Linked DNA regions of Homo sapiens: region 1 is linked to region 2. A link is a contact called in ENCODE Hi-C or POLR2A ChIA-PET data. All regions are on one chromosome and are shown on one strand. The core of a region is the stretch at or near the end of the contact, and the rest is flanking DNA. Distances in the headings are between cores, read along the strand shown.

Region 1 (3,186 bases), core at 296-2,795, 68 kb before region 2:
CCCTAAAACTTCCTCAGAGTTTATTCTTCACCAGACAGAGCCCTTGGCCCTCACCCGCCAGCCTTGGGTGGGCTGCTGTGTGGAGACCCCAGCAGTCTCGGAGCTGGGTAGGAGGAGGAGGGGCTGCAGAGCCTGGACCCCGTGGGCGGCACACCTCTGGCTGAATCCGTGGGGTGGGGAAATTTCTTACCCTCTCTCACCTGCCGAGCGATCTCAGGCAAGTCTTAAGGCACATCTGGCTTTGACTGCCCATTGGTGGAACAAGGTGGTCTCTGAGGCATTTCCAGCTGCACGTTCTCACTTTTGAGAGCCCCAAATGTCTGTGGCAAAGAACCATGGATATATGTCCCATATCTCAGAGATGATGAGAGAGAGTGACAGAGAGGAACCCAGACAGAGAGTGGATACCCCACAGAGACAGCAGGCAGAGACAAGATGGAGTAGAAAAGAGAAGGAGAGAGAGGGGGCAGGGAGAGAGAGAGAGAGAAGCCTAGGAGTCAGATACAGTCAGGGACAAAAGTGGAGAGAACAGAATCAACTGCACACAGGTAGACACGGGGGTGGGGATACATAGATTGGAATGTGGGGGTGGGGAGCACCAGGGAGCCCAGCAGCCGCGTCCCCAGACAGCAGGCACAGGGCCCCAACGTGGGGCAGCTGGAGGCAGCAGCTGAAGCAGCCTCAGCCTACCGAGCACTCCTCCCTGCCCACCATGTCCGGCTTGGATCCAGTAGGACCCCTGGGGTGAGGAAAGGGTAATGGAGGGACAGTGTCAGCTAGGAACCACCCTACTTCCCCAGGTCTGAGAAGTAGGATTAGGAAAATGTTTCCAGAGCACCTGCTGTGTGTTGGGCTCTGCTGGGTCCCAGCTGTGCAGATCTGGGGGAGTCATTTTTCCCTCTGGATCTCAGTTCCACCATCTAAAATGGGGATGTTCAGAGATCCTGTCACACAATGGCTGAGTGCTAGGGTCCAGGGGCGGGGCTGCCTGGAGTGAATCCTAGCCCTGTCATGTATTAGGGTGTGGCCTCGGGCTGCTCACTTCACCATCCTGTGCCTCAGTTTCTCCATATATAAAGTGGGGGTAATCCCAGTCCTTCTCCTATGGTGTTGCTTTGAGGACTAGATGAATGAGTATACATGATGTCATTGCTTCCGAATGCTGGTTGTGCCCCAGGTCACAGAACAGTTGGGAAGAGAAAATGAATCCTGCTGGTAATATGCCTGGCTGCATGTCTAGAGCATTGGAACCATCCAATAAATTACATCATCCTTAATCTCCAGCAGGAACCTGTTTTGCAGATCAGAAAACTGAGGCTAAGAGAGGCAAGGCAACTTAGCCTAGACCAGGCAGCAAGTGAGTAGTGGGCAGTGATATAAACGCAGGCCTGGCTGATCCCAGGTCTCCAGCTCTGTCCAGGAGGGTGGCATGCCTGAGGCTTTGAAGTACAAATAAGATTTCAGCAGGTCATGGGGTGGGGCTGGCCCAAGAGGCTTCTGGGCTGCTGGCCAAACCGGAAGAGCATGAGGCACTTATGGGGAATCACTTGTCACCGGGCCTGGCCGGGACACCAGCTGAGGCAGTAGGGGAGTGGCTGAGGGCAGTAAGGACTCATCAGAGGCTTCGAGCAGGGGAGGAGCTGCTCAGATAGGGGGTCTGGGAGCTGTGCACTGGCCACTGTGGAGGCAGAATGAATGGGGGTGCTATGGAGAAGTGCTGGGCATCTCCCCAGGGAGGTCAGATCGGACAGTGCAAATGAGGTAAATTTTTTCCCTATGTAATAAGGCCAAATACAGTGCCAGAAGCCACCTCATGGAGGCAGGGTTTCCTCCCCGTTTCCTTCTCACCCAGTGGGCATAGCCACGGGAGTCTGGCCATGTGCCGGGTATGTGGCTTATAAAATCACCACCATAACCTCACGAGGAGCAGAGGTTACTGTTCCCATTTTATAGATGCAGAAACAGAGACACACAGGGTTAAGTGGCCTTCCCAAGGCCACATCATTGGTACTCCAGATCTGAGTGGCCTCTGCTCTCTCCCTCCTCACCCTAACCCACACTCCAGGTGGCAATTAATGGCCCCTGGGTTCCACATTGTGGGATGTTCAGAGGCCGGGAAAGATGAGCCGATAGTGGAAGGGCTTTCCCGGGAGGGTCCCAGCTGAGGAAGAGGCTGAGAGGTGGGAATGGGCAGGCTGGTGAAGGCACAGTGGCATCCCTCGGGGCCCTCAGTAAAGGTCTCAGTCAACAGGTGAACAATACCTGCGACACTAGAATGGTGAGTATGCATGATGACAGCAGCCCCACTTCTCACCATGGGTCGTGAGGTAAGAACAGCATTATGCCTATTCATGAATGACACGCAGGTATCATTGCCCATTTCACAGATGAGGAAACTGAGGCATGGGCTAGGGGCTGAGCTGGTCCCGGGGCCTAGGGCTTTGGGAGTCAGGGTGTGGGGTGATGCTGGTGGGAGGAGTGCTCAGGGCCTGAGAATTGCTCCGAGTAACAGGACAAAAGCTGAGAAACCTAATCATGTGTTTACCCAGCCTGGGGATTACAGCAGTGCTGCCGGGGGCTTGCCAGGGAGGTAGGCAGGTAGCAGCAGGCCTCCTGGGGCAGGGCAGGCAGAAGGGGTGGACTGGGCTGGCATTTCGCAGGCTGTGGTGTCTGCAAGTCACCAGGCTCGCTTGTGTCAGCTCACTTTGTAAAACGTCTTCACAGAAGTAGGGAACCCTGACTGTGCCCTAAGCCCGGGTGTAGGAACTTTGCACACATCAACCTTTACAATAGCCCTCAGGCAAGACAGGGGTCCTGCTGCTATCCTTACACTGTACAGGTGGGGAAAGTGAGGCAAGGAGACCCACCTGAGGGCATACAGCAATGAAGAGGCACAGCTGGCATTTGAACCTGGCTCACGTGGTCTCAGAGTCCTTGTGCTTAGCTCTCCTGCTACCTGATGCTATGGGCTGGGTCAGCTGATTTATTCACTTATTTATTTTGGCCACAGGGTCTTGCTCTGTCATCCAGGCTGGAGTACTTTGGTGCGATCATAGCTCACTGTAACCTTGACCTCCTGGGCTCAACGATCCTCCTGCTTTGGCCTCGTAAAGCACTGGGATTCCAGGTATGAGCCACTGCACCCAGCCTGTTCATTTATCTTTTTAGAGACAGGGTCTCACTCTA
Region 2 (3,238 bases), core at 403-2,902:
AGCCTGGCCTGTGTCAGCGTGGCCTCCCTGGAATGTCACATAAATGGAATCCCCAGGCATGTACTCCTTCTGTTTACCATCTCGTCGGCCGGCTTCACCCATGCTGTTGCACGAGGCAGTGACTTCTCATTTTTATGGCTGTGTGGTACGCCATAACCAAAGGCCACCGCTGCAGTTCACTGGGAACAGAAACGGTTTTCAATGCATCGTGCCGGGACTACCGGACGGCTGCTTGGAGAGCCGCGAACCTCGGCCCTCAATTCATCTGTATATAAAAATGACTCGAAAGGGATGCCAGGCTTGGGCATGGAGCATGGTGACAGTCTGCATGGCCCTGTGACACAAGCGTTTCTTCAACAGGACACAAGGATCCCTAACTGGGAAAGAAGAAATTGATATGTTGGACTTCATTAAAATTAACAACTTCTCTCCATCAAAAGACACCCTTCAGAAAGTGAAAGGGCAAGCCTCAGGCTGGAAGGAAATACTTGCGAAAGATTTCCCCCGTGCCTCCCATCTTGGCTTATCTCTCTCGGATGATTTACTAAGTACTTCAGCATGCACTCTTCTCCCTCTTCTCTTTCTCCTGAGATTCGGAAGACTCAAATGATTTAACTATAGGGTCTCAGGCTGGGCACAGTGGCTCACGCCTATAATCCCAAACACTTAGGAAGGCCGAGGCGGGAGGATTGCTTGAGTCCAGGAGTTCAAGACCAGCCTAGGCAACATGGCAAAACTCTGTCTCTACCAAAAAATGACACAAAAATTAGCCAGATGTGGTGGCGCGCCTGTAGTCCCAGTTATTCCAGAGGCTGAGCTGGAAGGATCACCTGAGACCAGGAGGTTGAGGCTGCAGTGAGCTATTATTGCACTACTGCATCCAGCCTGGGCAATGGAGTGAGACCTTGTCTCAAAAAAAAAACAACAAAAAAAAAACCCTGTAGGGTCTTAGTTGCTGACCAGGGCTTTTGCAGTTGTAATGGTCCCACTTGAGACTTCCACAGTCATGTTAATTCTGCCCACTGGATTGCGAGGCAGGTGAGGTCATTATTTCCACCTTCCAGCTAAGGCAGCTGAGACTCAAGGAGGTGAAGGCGCTTGCCAAGCTCACACAGCAACATCCCCAGCTGACGTTTTGGCTGGGCATGCCTGGTACAGAGTAGGTGCTGAATATGTGCTTGGAAGTGGATTTCTCAGCCCCAGGGCTCCCCAAGCCTGTGCATGTGTGTTGCAGGCAGGGAGACTGAGTATTCAGGAGCGTTCCTAGCAGAAGACAATTTCCTTACTGGTTGTGAGTGCCAGACAAACACTGCAGGACACCCATAGGCTCCCTCCTAGTGCCAAGAAGCAACCAAGCCCCAAGACCACATCTCTGCCCTCAGCCTTAACCTTCTGTCATGGCCCAGGGACACCAAAGAGGGATGGCAGGACACCAACACAGTGCTTATTTTCCCTCCTGGGACTCTGGCCACTTTCCATCTGTAAGCAGTGCCCAGAGCCACATCCAGCTCCAAGGTGAACACATGGCCACTGCAGAGGGGAGCTGGCTCCTGCCTCACCAGGTCTCTAAGCAACTCCACCCTTCAGGGGTGCATTGTGGCACAGAGGTGCCAACTGCTCCTCAGCCCCCACCTTCCATTCAGTGCCTGGCATTTCCTGCTGGGCACCCTGTGTCCTGTTCTTCCCATCACGGCTGCAGTTCCAGGATCTGTAGCCCTCAGAAATAACAAAAGGCCAAAGGAAAGAGCGAGAGGGCCCACCTTGCAGAGTCACAGGGAGGACGGAGGTGATGTGCACAGGACCTGGATTCTGCAGAGCGCGGGGTCCAGGGCTGGCTCTGTGATTTGTTGACTGTGTGGCCTTGGGTGGGTTCCACAACCTCCCTGAATGTCTGGTAGGGCTCTTTCTGAAGCTCATGACCAATCCCCTGCCCACTCAGTCCAGCAACCTGGGCTTGCAGGCCTGTAATGGAGGGATGCCAGCAAGGACAGAGCACAATAACGTGTGTGCCAATGTAAACGATAAAGTATGGTGTCCTCATACATTTCATAAATATTTGCTGAGAAGCTTCTAAGTTCTGGGCACTGGGAGGGATCCAGAGATGACTACAGCATCTCAGGGAGCCCAAAGCCAAGGGGAGGAGCCAGGACAGGGTCTTGCCATCTGCCGCTCACCCCCACCCTGTGCTCTGGGGACCGCTGCATCCTCAGGCTGTGGACTAGGAAGCTGAGGGTCACCCAGACAAGAGGAGGTGCTGGAGGTCACACAGTGAATATGCCTCGCTGGCCTTCCTGTCTGGCGTGTCTTCCTCTGCCCCCATCCAGGTAGGCTGGAGTTGGGTTTTGATGGAGGAGATTTTGGTTAGGAAGATGAGAGTGGTGGTAGCAGTTCAGGGCCAGGGGGAGGGACAGGAAGCACCAGATCAGTTTTGTGGGCAGCAAGTAGGTCAATGTGGTTAAGACACAATTGTCCCTGGGGTAGCAGGACAAGCAAGGGGATGAGCAGGGAGACAGGGTGCCAAAAGGCTCTGGGGAGCCTGAGGCCTCAGCCTGAAGCCACAGGAGTGTCGCCTGCACATCTGGCCAAACCCTAAGCTCTGAGCTGGGGACACACAGGGGAATTGAGCACTTCTCTGACCCCAGGAGCTCATTGCCTTGTCAAACAGTCAGAAGTGGAAAAGGGAAAGTGCAGGTGGTTGAGGAGCCAGGGAGCCGCTGGCCCAGCCTGGGCAGCAGGGAGGGCTTTTGTGGGGATGCAGGTCCTAGCCTGGATCTGAAAAGCTGAACAGGAGCCAGGTAGGTGGAAAGGGGTGTGGAGGACCCAGAAGGAGCGGCGACAGCAGAGGCCAAGGCTCTGCAGCTGGAGCCAGCGTCTGCATCTGCGGTGGCAGGAAAGATGAGAAGGGACTCAGCCCAGAGGAGAGAGGGAACCCGCCCTGAGCAAGAGGAGAGATGCCTTTTCCTCAGGGTGGGCAGAAGGAAGGAGAAGGCAGAGGGTGGTTTTGTGGATGCTGGGAGTGGGGTGCTGAGGACTGGATAGGGGATTAGGGTGACAGGTGGTACCTCTGTTCTCATTCCCACCATTCCCCGCCACCCCTCTACCCCACTGCTCCAGCCATGTGGGTCCCCTGGCTGCCCCTCCAGCATAGCTGCACTCTCCTGTCTCCAGGCCTTTGTGTGTGGGGTTCCCCTGGCCTAGAAAGCCTTCTCCCATTGTCTGCAGGGCTCACTCCTAGTCA

What was found. Hi-C counts contacts between places; a loop is a spot of excess contacts on that map. ChIA-PET counts read pairs that join two places held with the same protein, here RNA polymerase II (POLR2A). Pooled maps may share reads with other maps.
Region 1: a map of heart right ventricle shows a loop between it and region 2 (2.6-fold over the local background). The contact joins two enhancer-like sites. A Hi-C loop is called at or near these places in 6 of 168 maps with a recorded cell type or tissue (Caco-2, Calu3, ascending aorta and 2 more) and 1 of 50 pooled maps. POLR2A ChIA-PET finds 5 or more read pairs at or near these places in 2 of 52 experiments (MCF 10A and activated T-cell).

Annotation. Positions count from the first base shown.
Region 1 is chr3:14,370,315-14,373,500 of GRCh38, reverse strand. No RefSeq gene overlaps it. Among named protein-coding and RNA genes, the nearest start is that of LINC01267, 19 kb to the right of the region's middle. RefSeq lists an enhancer at 1,457-1,696. Within about 2 kb of position 1,545, at least 16 of the 41 ENCODE cell types and tissues checked have a DNase peak (open chromatin) inside an H3K27ac peak, as active enhancers do; they include heart right ventricle and prostate gland, where a contact is called at or near this core.
Region 2 is chr3:14,302,790-14,306,027 of GRCh38, reverse strand. No RefSeq gene overlaps it. Among named protein-coding and RNA genes, the nearest start is that of LINC01267, 48 kb to the left of the region's middle. Within about 2 kb of position 1,652, at least 6 of the 41 ENCODE cell types and tissues checked have a DNase peak (open chromatin) inside an H3K27ac peak, as active enhancers do; they include heart right ventricle and prostate gland, where a contact is called at or near this core.